Linked DNA regions of Homo sapiens: region 2 is linked to region 1. A link is a loop called in an ENCODE intact Hi-C map of the cell type or tissue named here. Cell type or tissue: heart left ventricle. All regions are shown on one strand. Each heading gives the region's core, and the rest is flanking DNA. Links, peaks and the distances in the headings are about the cores only. Region 1 overlaps CEP350 (centrosomal protein 350). Region 2 overlaps QSOX1 (quiescin sulfhydryl oxidase 1).

Region 1 (8,329 bases), core at 263-8,262:
TCAGCCTCCTTGTGTGTACTGTACTGTGCAGACATGAAAAAATAAACCCGTTTACTGTGTGCGTGTAAATAGCCTGGTCATCAGGCCATTTTCAGCCAATAGTCACATCCAGTGCAATTTTGCACCGAACACTTAAGGGTGTGGTTTGTAAGTACGATCTGTAAAATAACTGGGATGAATTCCCATGTATACCTGTGTAAATAGATTTGTTAACTGAAATATACTTTAAGAAAGATAAAATCTGTAAATAAACTGATTTATAAATTAATTTCATGTCAGGTCTCCATTTTTTCCCTCCTGAGCCAACTTCAGAAAATTAGTCCCCATAAAATACATCTGATTGCTTATTTAGTCATAGGGTGCTGATGCTTGGACAGTACAATCAGGTAAGCTGTGGATAAGAGCTATTTACCTGCACATAAATGCCATCAGCACATACATTTGAGCAGCCTGGGCTTTGCTCCCACACTCATTGATTCAGCAGATAGCCACTGAGCAACTTTGTGTTCTGAGTACTGTGCTGAGTGCTGGAAACATAGCAAAAAAGACAGACATGGTCCCTGATCTCAAGAAACTTAATGTCTAATGAAAGCCACCAAAAGATATTTTGAAAACCTGTGTGACAAGTTCTAACAAGTGCTGCACAGGAAGCATACATAAGATTTGAGAATATCTTAATAAAAGGACCCAACAAGGGTAGAGTGAGTCAGGGAAGAGTTCTCTGATAAATTATAACTGTTTTATGAGCTTCTTCCTTCTAATTCATGGCAAATGCCATTTCTCCCAAATGACCTAAATTTTGATAACCCTTGCAAAATAACACATGGAAGAGTCACACTCAAGTGGACCACAAAGAAGAAGTGCAACCAGCTGATGCCCAGGTGTGGAGGCTGTAACTTATTTCTGGAAATATGAGCTTGGAGGAGAATGAAGCTGAAGTGATAGAAGAATAAAAACAATCCAAGGATGGAAGTGTACAGCACTCAAGATAATGAATTGTCTCTGGTCTGACAAATCGGAAGTGGTAACCACCATCATCTTACCTGAATTCCTCTAGTTTCCCCCAGATGGCCATCCCTGCTATATCTTTAATCCCTACCACAACCATGAACATTTCGGAAATTCTCAGAAAAAGATTGGCCCCAAATTACAGTAGGTCCTAAGAAATTCTTCCTCTCATAAAACAGATAGTTGAGACTGGGCATGGTGGCTCACACCTGTAATCCCAGCACTTTGGGATGCCAAGGCAGGAAGATTCCTTGAGCCCAGAAGTTCGAGACCAGCCTGGGCAACAGGGTGAGGCCCCATCTCTCCAAAAAACTTTTTTTTTAATTAGCGGGGCACAGTGGCACACACCTGTGGTCCCAACTACTTGGGAGGCTGAGGTGAGAGAATCCCTTGAACCCAGGAGGTCAAGGCTGCAGTGAGCCGTGTTCATGCCACTGTACTCCAGCCTGGGCAACAGAGTGAAACCTGTCTCAGAAAAAAGAAACCAGGTGTTTGAGTCCCTACTATGTGCCAGATACTGTGGTTGGTGCTGAGGACACAATAGTACAATAGTAATAACAAATAGAATCTTGGAAAAAAGACCAAATACCTGTAACCTTGAATCAAAATATATGAAAGTGGCAGTCAAGAGGATGGCAGTTGACATGGCAGAGCCAAGAACAATGAGACCAACACTGGGAGAAGTACAGTGGTGAATGTCTCCAGGAGGGAAGCCAGTCACGCCCCACATAACGGTCAACAATGGGCCGTATGTACAGCGTGGTCCCGGAAGATTCTGTATAATGGAGCTGAAAGTGTTCTATCACCTAAGGAGGTCATAGCCATTGTAACATTGTAGTGTGACACATTACTCGCGAGATTATGGTGACGCTGGCTGGTGTAAACGAACCTACTGTGCTGCCAGTTGTATAAAAGTATACAGTAATGTCCTAGCCATTCATGTTCACTCCCCACTCACCCACAGCAGCCTCCAGTCCTGCAAGCTCCATTCATGGTAAGTGCCCTATATACACATTCCATTTTCTATCTTTTATACTGTGATTTTACTGTTTTCTATATTTAAGTTTGTTTAGATACCACAAATTCTTACCATTTGTGTTACAACTGCCTACAACGTTCAGTACAGTAACATGCTGTACAGCTTTGTAGTCTAGGAGCAATAGACTACACCATATAGCGTAGGTGTGTAGCAAGCTATACCATTTAGGTTTGTGTGAGTGCATTCTACGATGTTCACACAACAATGAAGTCACCTAACGATGCATTTCTCAGAACATATCCCAGTGGTTAAGCATGCATGACTCTGCTGAGGAGAAACAGCTAATGCCCTACAAAGTCCCAGCAAAGCTCAGGAATTGGAGGCACTGGCTGCCACAGTAAAAGGTGCAAAACACGGAGATTGTTTCACCATTCGCTGGGTGTCCAGGCTGTGCAGCCAAGGTCAAAAGGCAGATACGTGCCTCCCAGGGAAGAGACCAGTGCATGACTCAAGGTCACTGAGGACAGACAACACACACATCAGGCTCAGGTGGCACAGTGTTTATTTACACCAAGAGGAGACAGTGCAGGAGGTTCAGCCCCTTGCAATGCATCAGCCCTACAAGGGCAGTAGATCCGCTCCACCGTGAACACAGGCGATGTGACTGCAAGTGCCCCACTTTGTGCTGCAGTGGAAGGACCCTCCGTCTCCGCCATGGGGTCTGAAAGGCAGAAAGCTGGGTGTGTATGAGGACCATTGACACATGAGCTTAAGCAGAACAAAGGAGTACACGTTGAGTCTGCAGTAGGACAAGATATTCCCGCTCATGGAGATAAGCCCCGCACAGGCTGTAGTGCTCTTATCTCTCAGTAAGGAAGTGTTCCAGGCCCATTCTCACGTGATTGTGCAAGGGCAGGAAGCTGCACACGATTGCCTTTCCCAACAGGGAAGAAAATAGAGAAGTTGATGGCAAGTCTGATTGGAACAGTTAGACCACCCAGGTACCCACCCCTCCCAGCGGATCCAGGTGACTGCCTGTGCTCTCTTCAGTGCTCTCAGGAGGTGAGTAATTCTCTGGAGAAGTTAAACCACAGAGGTCCTGAACTTGAGGACTCTAGACACAATGAAGCATGGAAGTCAGGCAACAGACTGAAGATAAGGATGAAGTTAAAGTTGATGGATGGAGTGAGGGACCCAGCCAGGCTTAGCCACAACCCTCTCCCACAGGAAGGAGACTGGAGGACCCTCCTCTGGAAAAACTGGCCACAGAGGAAAGGCCTATAGTTACTGTCATTTGGAGAGGTCTCCAAAGAAAAAGCTGGCTTGCCCCCAATCTCCTTCCCATGAAATCCACCAGCCAAAAAGCCCCACCCATGCGCACTGAGTTGCTCATCACATTTTTAGCACATCGCTCATATGTGAACAAATAGCCACCCATCTCCAGACTTCAGAGGGAAGGCACCAATATGAAATAGGCCAAATCAAAAAGAAAAAAGAGGGATTCTGGTGAAACAACTGCATGGCACAGAAGAAAACCTCATAAGAGATTTTCAAACTATAATTAAAATCCTCAGCTGAAATAATATTGCATCATGAAATGGGATTAGGATGCCCTAAAAGATTAACGAGTCAGAAGTCATGATTAAACTCTTGAAAATTAAAAGTAGGCAACCGTAATTCAAAATTCAATAGAAAGTCTGAAAATAAAGTTGAAGAAATCTGGAAAGTAAAACAACAACAAAAAATAGATAAAATTAGCGAACCAATCCAGGAAATCCAATGTCAAATTAACTGGATATCTAAAAAGAATAGAGAAAACACAAAACTATACAAGAAAAAATTCCAGAACTTAAATATGTGATTTTCCAGTTGGAAATGGTCTAATGAGTACCCAGCATAATAGATGAAAATAAACCCACACTAGGACATATCATTATGAAATGTCAACTCCATAGGTAAAGAAATTATCCGGCTGGACACGGTGGCTCACGCCTGTAATCTCAACACTTTGGGAGGCTGAGGCAGGTGGATCACGAGGTCAGGAGTTTGAGACCAGCCTGACCAACATGGTGAAACACCATCTCTTCTAAAAATACAAAAATTAGCCAGGCATGGTGGTGCATGCCTGTAATCCCAGCTACTCAGGAGGCTGAGTAGGAGAATCCCTTGAACTCAGGAGGAGGAGGTTGTAGCAAACCAAGATCACGCCACTACACTCCAGCCTAGGCAATGGAGACCACTCTGTCTCAAAAAAAAAAAAAAAAAAATCCTAAAAGTTTCTAAAGAGGAAAAATAAAACACCACATGTAAAAGGTTAGGAATAAAATGTCATTACTGCCCTGAAGAGCAGCATTGGAGACTTAAGAAAATAGAGCAACATTTTCAAAAACAGTAAAAATTATTTCAGCCAACCTGTGAATCCAGTGTAAAGGTAGAATATGGGCATTTTCAGAAATGCATGCTTTCAGAAAAGCATGCTTCCCATGCATCCTTTCTCAGAGGGCATCAACCATGAAGCATAAAGACTGGAGGTCCAGAAGCAGGGAATCCAACCCGGGAAAAGCGTGAGGGTGAGGGACATTCCCAGGATGACCGCTGTCTGGCAGGCCTAGAGAGCCAGCAGTCCAGTCCAGAACAGGAAGGAAGGTCTCCCGCAAGAAAGGAGGAGAGGGGAGCAAATACTCATTTTTTAACAACATGAGGAAAAAAGAGTGAGGAAAGACTTAATATTAGATTCCAAGAAGAGCGAGTAATGAAAAAATGAGGATTTGAGACCAGCCTGGCCAACATGGTGAAACCCCATCTCTACAAAACATACAAAAATTAGCTGAGCGTGGTGGTGGGCACCTATAGTCCCCACTACTCGGGAGGCTGAGAAAGGAGAATCACTTGAGCCTGGGAGGTGGAAGTTGCAGTGAGCCAAGATCATGCCACTGCACTCCAGCCTGAGTGACAGAGCAAGACTGTCTCAAAAATAATAATAATAAAAGGAAAAACAAAGCACCATACAAGTAAGGAACAACCATGGTGTGCTTCTTGGCTCAGCAATGAACAATATTTATAGTTACAATAATGTAAACATCGAATATTGTGATGTCACTACTTTGGGAAGACAGAGGAAGGGAAGTATCAGCTAAGTCTGCATCTACCCTATTAGGAAGTGTGATGGTTAATTTTATGTGTCAACTTGGCTAGACAACAATACCCAGCTATTTGGTCAAACATCAGTCTAGATGTTTCTGTGAAGATATTTTTCAGGTAAGATTAACAGTTAAATGGGTAGATTTTGAATACAGCAGATTCCCCTCCACAATGTGGTGGGCCTCTGCCTGCAGACTCCAGCTGCACATCAACTCTTTCCTGGGTCTCCAGCCTGCCAGCCTGCTCTGCAAGTTTGCTTCTCGCTAGCCCTCACAACTGCATGAGCCAATTTACATGTGCACACACACACAAATGCACATATATGTATACGCACATGCAAATCCTACTGGTTCTACTATCTGGGGAACCTTGAGTAATACAGGAAGTCAGTAGCTAAAGTCTGAAACTAATAACTCAAGAGTCAGCATATATATTTTTAATTTTTATTTTATTTTATTTATTTATTATTATTATTTTTGAGAGGGAGTCTTGCTCTATTGCCCAGACTGTAGTGTAGTGGCCTGATCTCAGCTCACTGCAACCTCTGCCTCCCAGGTTCAAGTGATTCTCCTGCCTCAGCCTCCCAAGTAGCTGGGATTACACCACACCCAGCTAATTTTTGTATTTTTAGTAGAGACGGGGTTACACCATGTTGGCCAGGCTGGCCTTGAACTCCTGACCTCAGATGATCTGCCTGCTTCAGCCTCCCAAAGTGCTGGGATTACAGACGTGAGCCACCGTGCCTGGTCAGCATATATATATATTTAATACAGAGTTGAACACCAGAACAAAGACGTTAAAATGAAATGGTTAACAATGTGTGCCCTTGGCAAGTGGGATGATGATGAGAGGAATGGGGCTGAAATTGACTCAGTGTGTGTGTGTGTGTGTGTGTGTGTGTGTGTGTGTGTGTGTGTGTCTGTGTGTATGTGTATGTTGTGTGTGTGTGTGTAAAAACCTTTTTTTGCTATGTACAAGTATCATCTGGTAATAAAAATTAATATTCTCTCCCAAATAACAAAGCATCACCAAAGAGGACATATTCCACATGTCTTAATTTCCCTCTCTGCTAAGTGCTGCACGGGGCACATTTAGATAAAATTATACTCCCTTTTATAATTTAAAAACTATTCCAATTCTATTATCTGCTGAAATTAAGAAGCTAAATTTGGGTTGGGGCTTTTTAAACAAAATATTTTTTATTTCAAGTATAAATTAGACTCAAAGTAATTAAAAAGCTTTGCTGTTGTGCATAATTTAAGTGGTATATTTAACACAATTCAAGCATTCTTAGTGCTTTTTTGTATTAAAAGAAAAAGATGTGCATTTGGTGTAGGCAGACAGTATAGGGAAAAGAATTGTCAGGTTGTGTCACTAACCAGCAGCCTCCGTGTGTCAATCTGTGTAGAACTACACCAGGGAGGCCAAGATTTCTTTCTCTTGGTTCTGTAACTCTAATTTTTTTTTTTTTTTTGAGACAGAGTTTTGCTCTTGTCGCCCAGGCTGGAGTGTAGTGGCTCGATCTTGGCTCACTGCAACCTCCACCTCCAGTTCAAGCGATTCTCCTGCCTCAGCCTCCCAAGTAGCTGGGATTACAGGCACCCACCACCATGCCTGGCTAATTTTGTATTTTTAGTAGAGATGGAGTTTCATCATATTGGCCAGGCTGGTCTCGAACTCCTGACCTTATGTGATCTGCCTGCCTCAGCCTCCCAAAGTGCTGGGATTATAGGCATGAACAACCGCACCCGGCCTGTAACTCTATTTTCTATTAAAGTATATTTTGTTGTTGTGATACTGGCACCTTTTGTGAGTATGAATCACATTTTCTTGCGCCTCTGTTTTGAACAAGAGTACCACATGGGCTGGGCATGGTGGCTCATGCCTGTAATCCCAGCACTCTGGGAGGCCAAAGTGGGTGGATCACTTGAGGTCAGGAGTTCAAGACCAGCCTGGCCAACAGGGTGAAACCCCATCTCTACTAAAAAATACAAAAATTAGCCTGGTGTGGTGGCACGCCCCTGTAATCCCAGCTACTCGGGAGGCTGAGACAGGAAAATCGCTTGAACCTGGGAGGCAGAGATTGCAGTGAGGAAGACTCTGTCTCAAGGAAAAAAAAGGGGTACCACATGAAAATATGTTTTATGCAACTTATCCTTTCACCTGAAGAATACATGTCAGGAAATCAAAACCAGTCTTTTAACTCTAAATGCGTTACAGGATTCTTAGTTTCCACAACACAAACGGGTATGTGTGATGACCCATTTTAAATACAGTCAAAATATTTTTTAAAATAATTATCATCTAAATAACTTCCCCAACTGGTCTGTCAGTGCTACTGCTACTGTTTTGAGAAAATTAATTCAAACAATTAGATGAGCCAAATGGAATTAGAACTTTGAATTCCTACTGCAAGTCTCAAAGTTGAACTTCTTCACTTAGAGAAAAGGGGTAGAAAAGGCACTTACTCAAGAATTCTGACTGGGAGTGGTGGCTCACACCTGTAATCCCAGCACTTTGGGAGGACAAGGTGGGAGGACTGCTTGAGCTCAGGCATTCAAGACCGTCCTGGGCAACATAGCAAGACCTCATCTCTACTAAAAGTAAAAAGAAAAATTAGCTGGGCTTGGTAGTGTGCACCTGTAGCCCCAGCTACTGGGGTTGGTGGGTGCTAAGATCGAGGCTGCAGTGAGCTGTGATTAGGCCACTGCACTCCAGCCTGCCTCAAATGAGGTCTCAGAATGAGACCCTGCCTCAAAAAAATTAAAAATTAAAAATAAAGAATTCCTTGGGAGCTGCAAGATTGTATTATCCCTGCTTCTGACTTGAGAGATCATTATCTTGTTAATTCTACTTCCCAAACTATACATAACATGAGGGTTTAAGAGGTATTTGCAGGATTTTTATGATTTGGGGAGACCCAGAACAGAAGATGGGAGGATCTGCTGGTTTCCAATGAAGAAGCTGAACCCTTGAAGGGTTTTGCTCTTCAAAGAGGGGCCAGCAAATGGAAACAAGATCATTTCGGTTTCTATCTCTTTGTTTATAAAAACAGCTAAGGGTTTCTCTGCCTATAGAGTAGTCGTTCTCTTGTTTCTTTACTTCTCAAATAAATAAATAAATGAAAAAGCTAAGGATCTCAATGTGTGAAATAACCATTATGAAAAGTAAATTACTGAGAAGACCTGAGGGCAAGCTAAT
Region 2 (8,329 bases), core at 276-8,275, 56 kb after region 1:
ACTTGATTTCCGCATGGGCTTCCAGCATGGTCAAAGGGCAGAGATTCTCTGTTCAGCTGAACAGATGTCTATTGAGAGATGCCAGACACTGTGGAGCTTGCAGAGATAAATAAAATGTCGTCCTGCTTCCTGGTCAGAGGTGGGTGCATGGGTGAGTGGTGGATTCAGGTTGAAGTTCATTGCAGCTGGAGTGGCGGGAGTGGAGGGCAATGTGAGGTGAGTTTGGGTTTGGAGCCTGGAAGGCCTTGAATGCAGTGAGTTTGGACATTATTCATTGACAGTGGGGAGTCATGGAAGAGATTTGAGGAGGAGCAAAATGTTCAGACCAGAACTGTGCCTTAGAAAACTAACCTTAGTAGCAGTGAGGAAGATAGCTGGAGTATGAAAAGATTGAGCATACTAAAACTTCTGAGAGCATGAAAGGTGGGGACTGATGCAGTGACCCAAAAATACGTCATCATCTGTCGGGCCTGGTCTAGACAAGGCAGGTGGAGAAGGAGAGGACTTTTGAAGAGGTAACACGGAGGTCAAATTCATAGGACTTGTCAGCTAACTGGATGACGGGTTTTTGAAGAGGGGGATGGTGTGGGTGGCAGGGAGGGGGACTGGTTGCTGGGTGAGGTAAACACAAGTGGCAAAGCAGGTTGAGAGAGGGGTGATTCAGTCTTGGGGATGGTGGGGGAGGGGCAGTATCCAGACACCTGAGTGGAGGCCATCAGGAAGAACCAGGAGTCTAGGACAGGTGAGGTCTGAGATGCAGAGGGTTCAGATGGCAAATCATTTGGACAAAGTCATTGGCTTTGGCAAGGGAGAAATGATAGGTTTGTTCATTGATCCCTTTATCCACTCATCATTTAGAAGCAAGATTGAGCAACTTCTTTGTGACAGTGCCTTCAACAGCTTTTTAAACAGAAGAGTGTCAGGACCTGACATGTGTCTGTAGGAGAGACCGGGGTAGGAGATGGGGGTGGACAGTGGGCACAGGAGAGCAGTCGAAAGTGAAGCTAGGACCAGGGCAAGGGGGCCAAGTAAGGCTGGTCAGTGTCAAGCCAACCAGGGGAGGGTGGCAACGTGAAAGCAACAAAGGAGAGCAACCACAAAATGTGGCACGAAAGTTGACAAATGCTCGCCATGGGAAGACAAAGCAGGCAGTAATAACATCTGTACCAGAGAGAGGCCAGGAGGGCGGGGAGAGATCACTGGAGTGGCTGAAGAGAAGGTCACCAAGGAGCTTCCCTAGAACGGCTTCAACTGAGGGTTGTGGGGATGGCCAGAGAGCAGTCTGAGGAGCAAGGGCAGACGCTGTTCCAGGAACATTGGCAGCATGGGGACACGGGAAGGAAATGCGGTTACTCGAGAAGGAAGGAGGGCCTCTCTTCATCCCCATCCTCCTTCCCTTCCCATCCTTTCCTTTTTTAAGGGTTAGACTAGAAGGATTCGAATCTATCTGTAGGCCTAGTTGGGCGGCTGTAGTAGAAAAGAGGAATGATGAGAGATGGCTAGGAAGAAGTTCCTGAAGAGCGTGAGGCGTGGGAGCCAGAACTCGGAGGAGACATTGGCCTGGGAGGTGGGTGCGAAGCTTCTGAGGACAGAAGGGAACAGCTGAGGTGCAGCAGGGCCTTCCCTTCAGCCTGCATCCTGGGGAGAGGCTCTTGGGGTCCCTGCATCCCCCTGGGCCACTCTGGCTGACCGAGGTTCCTGGTCAGACTCCAAGCTGCTTGTGGCTGCAGGGATCTTGAGGGGTTGCCTTTTTAAAATTTTTTTATTTTTTGAGACAGAGTCTCTCTCTGTCGCCCAGGCTGGAGTGCAGTGGCATGATCTCGGCTCACTGTAACCTCCACCTCCCAGGTTCAAGCAATTCTCCTGCCTCAGTCTCCTGAGTAGTTGGGATACAGGTGCATGTCACCAAATTTGGCTAATTTTTATATTTTTAGTAGAGACGGGGTTTTACCCTGTTGGCCAGGCTGGTCTCAAACTCCTGACCTCAAGTGATCCGCCCACCTCGGCCTCCCAAAGTGCTGGGATTACCGGCATGAGCCACTGCACCCGTCCTGGAGAGGCTGCCTTTTGGTAGAAGTAATGCAAGCCTCTTTTAATATGGGCACCTGCTCAGATGTGGGTGACCTGATGGTTGATGACAAAAAAATGACCATATTACTTTTCAGAGGTGAAAATAACAGCTGTAGCTGTGGGAAAGCCACCCATCTCAAGGCTTCATGATGTCAGTGTTGTTCTCATATATGTAGAAACCAGTCAAAGTGTAACCTGTCTGTAAATAAACAAGAGCACCATCACCATGAATAACTGCAGCGCAACATCACCCTCGGGTTTCTTTTTTGTTTTTAAATTTTATTTATTTTTAATTTTTAACTTTTTGTAGAGATGGGGCCTCACTGTGTTGCCTAGGGTGGTCTTGAACTCCAGGGTTCAAGTGATCCTCCCTCCTAGGTCTCCCAAAGTGCTGGGATTACAGGTGCGAGCCACTGCACCTGACCTGGTTTATTATTTGTCGGCAAACCAAACCCCAAATAGATGTATCTTCAATTTTGTTCATGAAAAAGTGTCAGTCCATAAATGCCGTAACTTACATTATCAATACGATCTCCTAATCAAGGAAATTTATGATCATTTTCTTAAGTATTAGGATAACATAATTTTAATAGGCCAATAAAATTAAATAACTGTAAAGAACGCTATTTAAATATGTGTGGTATGTATAAGTGGATGGTTTTCATCCACAATAAAAGTTTATATTAATGTTTTGAAAAGAGAGAGTAAAGCAGTGAGCAGGAGTAAGGGCCCGGGGGAGGTCACAGGGAGCAGAAGGTTGCAGATGGGGAGAGACAGGTGGCTTCTCTGCAGCCTTTGTTCCTCATGTGGGAGAGGGTAGCAGGTGGCTTCCAGATTTTCTGCCTACAAATGTCTGTAACAAACAAGTCCTAGCTGATCATGGTTCCTAGTGTTTAAAAGGTATGAAGGAGGGAAGGGGATGCTGGTGGTGGGTGATGATGGTACAGTTAACATGTACCAGTTCCTTGATGTATGCACTAGGTACCATGCTAAGCACTTTAGATGTATGGTCATGGAATCCTCACAAGTCTTCAAGGTAGATGGTGTCATCCTCATTTCAAAGATGAGAACACAAAGGTTCGGAGCAGTTGATGCGTTGCCCAAGGTCACACAGCAAGAGCAAAGCAGAACCAGTCCTTGAACGAGGTCTGCCAGAGCCCGGGGCCTGTTCTCAGCTGCCAGCTTGGGATAAGGCCAAACAGCTCTATCCCAAGGAGGGAGAAGGAAACCAGTGTTTGGCTGTTGGAGGCAGAAGTCCAAGGTAGTGAAAAGTGGCCCCGAGGCTAGAGTCCCACAGGAAGAAGCCTCTTCCCAGCCTGCAGGCTCTCCCCTAGGCAGTTCAGTGGCCGGCTTCCAGGACAACTCAACTGTGTTCCCTCCTGAATCGGAAGAGCGCAGGCAAAAGCCTTGGCAGCTGTCTTGCCGCCTGGGCAGAAGCCCAGATTGCCAGGAGTCAGGCTCTGTTCGGTCTGTCCTCTTGCCCCAAGGAGGTGACAGACTAGGCTTGGGGTGTCATGTACATGGGAAAAGAGGACAAAGTGGTGAGTTAAATCAGCTAGTCTGTAGCAAGGCATGTTTCCCCAGGGACTCAGGTCCCCGCTTCAAGAGAACCTGTTCTGGAGACCCCTTCCTTGACTGTGTCTGCTGTGCTGGGCTGGGACTTAGTGGACAGAGACAGCAGCCTGTAAGCCCCTTTTCCCAAGTAAGGAGCAAGGGCACATTGACATAGAAGCAAGCTGACATTTCCCAAGGGACGTAGGAAGTGCCTGCACTTCATGTTTTCAGATGAGTCTGCAAAGGAAAACAGCAGTGGTACTTCATCACTCATCCATTCGATAAATATTGGTTAGTAATTACATGCTAGGTACTGTGCTGCATAGAAATGGCCCTCGAGGAGGAAAGTGTATGAACTGCTGCCCACAGGATCCATGGATGCTTCTGAGGGGTGTGGGAGGGTAACAGGGGAGGGAGCCAGTGTCCAGCTCCTAGAGCAACCTCCCCCCAACTCCCCCCAATTCACCATTTTACAGATGAAGAAACAGGCTCGGCCAGGCGCCTATAATCCTGACACTTTGGGAGGCTGAGGCGGGCAGATCACAGGTCAGGAGTTCGAGATCAGCCTTGCCAACACAGTGAAACCCCATCTCTACTAAAAATACACACAAAAAAAATTAGTCGAGTGTGGTGGTGGGCGCCTGTAGTCCCAGCTACCTGGGAAGCTGAGGCAGGAGAGTCCCTTGAACCTGGGAGGCAGAGCTTGCAGTGAGCCGAGATCGCGCCACTGCACTCCAGCCTGAGCGACAGAGCGAGACTCTGTCTCAAAAAAAAAAAAAGAAAGAAAGAAAAAAGAAACAGGCTCAACAACATTAAGTGATTTGCCCAGCCACCGCATTGAATAAGTAGGCAGATTTTCAGAGCAGGCCTGCGTGGCTGCACTCTTGGCCACTATCTATTACTGATGCCCACCTGTGTGTTTGCTTCCAGTTCTTCAAGGCCTTTACCAAGAACGGCTCGGGAGCAGTATTTCCAGGTGGGTGCCCAGCTCTGGTTGTCCTGTTAGCATCTTCCTCCCCCAACCTCCCTCTTCACCTGGGTTTCTATTGGGGTGGAGAAAGCCCTGGCAGTCGGCAGGGTCGAGGGTGAGGCGGTCCCCACGGGAAGCCTAACTTGTGTCTTCCCAAAACTATCCTCCCAGTCAGCTTTAGGGAAAGGCAGGATGAAGAAGCCCTTCAGGTTGGACATATCCAGGGCCCTAGGGTCGGGGCAGGGGCACCATGTTCCCAGAAGAGCTCTTCTGTCACAATGGGGTTGGCGCCCAGAGAGCAGACCAGAGCCCTTGGGGAAAGTCCTGACGACTCCCAGTTCTGAGGGATTCTTTCCTGTCTGAGGGATGGGTGTCCTTGCACTACTTGGGGCCACAGGAGGACTACTCAAGCCCCATTCTTCTAGCACAGGGAAGGACTGACGCCTCGTCTGTCTCTGTCAGAGCTGGCTGTGCCCTCGGCCCTTTGTTTCTGGGAGTGAAGGTGGCCAGTGTGCTGTGGAAGCAGCTCTGCTCTCCTGACACTCCGCTCACGCCTGTTTTCATTTACAGTGGCTGGTGCTGACGTGCAGACACTGCGGGAGAGGCTCATTGACGCCCTGGAGTCCCATCATGACACGTGGCCCCCAGCCTGTCCCCCACTGGAGCCTGCCAAGTACTTTGGGCTGGGGCAGGCTTAGTGCATTGTGGGCCAGGATCCCAGGCCTGGGAGTGAGAGGGTGGTGGGAACAGCAGGGCGGGGACCCCAGTTTATTTTCCTTGCTGCCTTTGCCTGTGGGGCTCACACACCAGTCTGCTGGAGCTACTCCAGAACCAAGTGGCAGCTGATGGCTGGTGGTGGGCTTCCTATCGCACAGGTCCTGCTGAAGAGCCCTGTTTTTCTGGGGCTGACTGATGGTGCAAGGGTCCATCCCACCAGGTGGGAAGGAAAAGATGGATGGGGCTTCTCCAGGTTGTACCTGCTGCTGTTTCTTGCTACCTTCCCTCAAAATGTTTGCGGGACGCAGCAGGATTTCACATGCTCTATCCCCGGGAAGGCCACTGAGAGTCAGAATGGCATGAGGAGGAAAAAGGAGATCAAATATTTTGAGGGAAATTGGGGGGAGGTGGAGAGAAGGTGGTCATGCCTGGGGCATGGGGGTGGCCCCTGGCTCTCTGTATGGCAGAGCATCAGGTGCAGTGGCCGGTGCTCTGTATCTGTCAGCCAGGCAAGCTTCCCAGCTTGCCTCTTTTCCAGGAAAATGAAGACAGTAAGGTGCATGGTCTTGCCCATACTTTCCCAAAGAAGAGACAGCTAGATTAAAAACACTAGGCCCCCCACTTCTGGATCAGAACTCAAGATAGGATAATGCCCACCTCGGAGGACTCTTGCCAAGAAGGAACAAATCCATGTACCAGCAGGAGCTGCTAGAGGGAGCCCAGCCTTGTACACAGTGGAGGCCCCAGGTGCTAAGAAGGCCTCACAAGGCCGCTGTTGGTGCGCAGAGGCTCTCTTAAAAGTTTGTGTGCAGGTGCTCTCAGAGACATGGCCCTGCTGAGAGATTGTGTTTCCAAGTGTCAGTTGGGGTTGAATCCAACTCACAATGACTCCTTTGTCATCTTTCCCAATTTTCCATCCTCCAGAGGGCCTCCAGGGGACCCTGGATACAGCATAGTCTTTATGTGGTTTGGGGTTCCACAGCCAGACCCTGTCTCTCCAGAAAACACCCATGTCAGCCTGTGCCCTGGTCCTTGCTGCTTCTATTTCTCAATGACTGTGTTTCCATCTCCCTCCTTACACACACACGTACATCCTCATGGCACATTTTCAGCCCTGGGGTATCTCAAAAGCAACAGCTCAAGCAATCCTGCCAAGGTCTCTCAAAGTGATCCTTTTTTTTTTTTTTTTTTGGAAGACAGAATCTCGCTCTGTTGCCCAGGCTGGGAGTGCAGCGGCACGATCTTGGCTCACTGCAACCTCCACCTCCTGGGTTCAAGCAATTCTGCCGCCTCAGCCTCCCGAGTAGCTGGGACTACAGGCGCCTGCCACCAAGCCTGGCTAATTTTTTGTATTTTTAGTAGAGATGGGGTTTCACCATGTTGCCCAGGGTGGTCTCAAACACCTCAGCTCAGGCAATCGGCCTGCCTTGGCCTCCCAAAGTACTGGGATTACAGGCATAAGCCACTGCACCCAGCCCAAAGCAATCCTTTTAAAGAACTTTAGGAAGGAGGTAGAGATGTGTGATGAAAGGTGAGCTGCCTCTTCTGAAGTCTGAGGGTGGGAGTGGGGAAAGGGGTACTGGCCCCCATGTAGGTTGTGCTCTTCTGCCAGCCTAGGGAAGACCCAGGGAAGAGGTCTGAGAGGCTGGCCACCTGATGCCACCCTAAAGGCTCAACACCTCTTTTCCTCCACCCCAGCGGGGTGCACTCTGGCCCTCACCTGTCTAGCATATCCATTTGGACTGTCACTGGCTGGGCTCCAGCATCAATACCATGTTTTTGTTTGTTTTGTTTTGTTTTGGATATGTTTTGTTTTGTTTTGGAAACTGGGCCTCAGTTTCCTCATCTTAAAATAAGGAGATTGGGTTAGAGATATAGATGGCTTCTAAGGTCTCCTGAACCCAAGGCTTTCTGATTCTTTCATTGCTTTTTAATGCCTGCTCTAGGGAGGAAGGAGCACATCTCCCCCTTGGTCGTGACTTGTCACAGTTCCAGACTTATAGCTGTTGGGTTCTAATACCCCCCAGCTCTCAGGGGACCAATAAAAACCACATCCAGTCAGCCTGGGCCTGCCCCAGCACATGGAGACAACTGGTCTCAAAGCAGCCCTTCCCAGTCCCCCTCCCCACACGGCCTCCTACCCACTTCCGACTCTTTTTGTTTGTTTGTTTGTTTTTTGGAGACGGAGTTTTGCTCTTGTAGCCCAGGCTGGAGTGCAATGGTGCAATCCCAGCTCACTGCAACCTCCACTCCCCGGGTTCAAGTGATTCTCCTGCCTCAGCTGGGATTACAGGTGCCCGCCACCACACCCAGCTAAATTTTGTATTTTTAGTAGAGACGGGCTTTCACCATGTTGGCCAGGCTGGTCTCGAACTCCAGACCTCAGGTGATCCACCCGCCTCAGCCTCCCAAAGTGTTGGGATTACAGGCGTGAGCCACCGCACCCGGCCCACTCCTGACTTTTAAAAAGAGACAGGAAGCAAAAACAAAACCAAGCACCCAAGGTAGGTCAGATGAAGAGCCAGGGTTAGATAACAAGAGCAACATCCTTTGAGACTAAAGGTTTGGTTGACTCCCTTGGAGGGCCCTGTGTGGAAGCGGAGGAGGGCGGGATGGCCATACCTGCAGCACTGCATCACCAGCGTCTGGCGTTGCCAGCGGTTTTGTCTTATTTCTGCTGGCTGTGCAGAGTGACTGCCAGAATTGTCTCTTGCAGGCTGGAGGAGATTGATGGATTCTTTGCGAGAAATAACGAAGAGTACCTGGCTCTGATCTTTGAAAAGGGAGGCTCCTACCTGGGTAGAGAGGTGAGCTGCCCTGAAGTTCCCTGCAATTCTTGGATAGCCATGGAGAGAGAGCCCCAGTTTGGGAGCAGGGCTTTTCCTGCCAATTCTAGGGTCTTGGCTGCCTGGGTCTTTTAGCCTGGCATTGGCCTGACCCCTGCTGGGAGCCATGGGAAGTGCAGGAGCTGGACCTTTGCGTTTCAAAACCTTGCTGTTTATTCTTATCTCCTTCACG

The links. Hi-C counts contacts between places; a loop is a spot of excess contacts. Peaks named below come from ENCODE experiments on the same cell type or tissue, not always from the same donor. Only the 100,000 strongest peaks of a DNase experiment are listed, where the experiment ranks them.
Region 2: it touches region 1 in a loop (6-fold over the local background); 59 of 110 quality-filtered maps call a loop at or near these places.

The regions. Positions count from the first base shown.
Region 1 is chr1:180,114,608-180,122,936 of GRCh38, forward strand. CEP350 (centrosomal protein 350) reads left to right here. Exons shown (of 38, transcript NM_014810.5): 38 at 1-268. Among named protein-coding and RNA genes, the nearest start is that of QSOX1, 36 kb to the right of the region's middle. In heart left ventricle, for the core only: no CTCF peak of the experiment used is centred there; a DNase peak (open chromatin) is centred at 3,331.
Region 2 is chr1:180,170,767-180,179,095 of GRCh38, forward strand. It overlaps QSOX1 (quiescin sulfhydryl oxidase 1), which reads left to right. Exons shown (of 12, transcript NM_002826.5): 3 at 4,555-4,600; 4 at 5,165-5,267; 5 at 8,028-8,118. Among named protein-coding and RNA genes, the nearest start is that of QSOX1, 20 kb to the left of the region's middle. In heart left ventricle, for the core only: a CTCF peak has its summit at 8,259 (motif pointing left); DNase peaks (open chromatin) are centred at 3,445, 5,188 and 8,255; H3K27ac peaks cover 1,055 bases.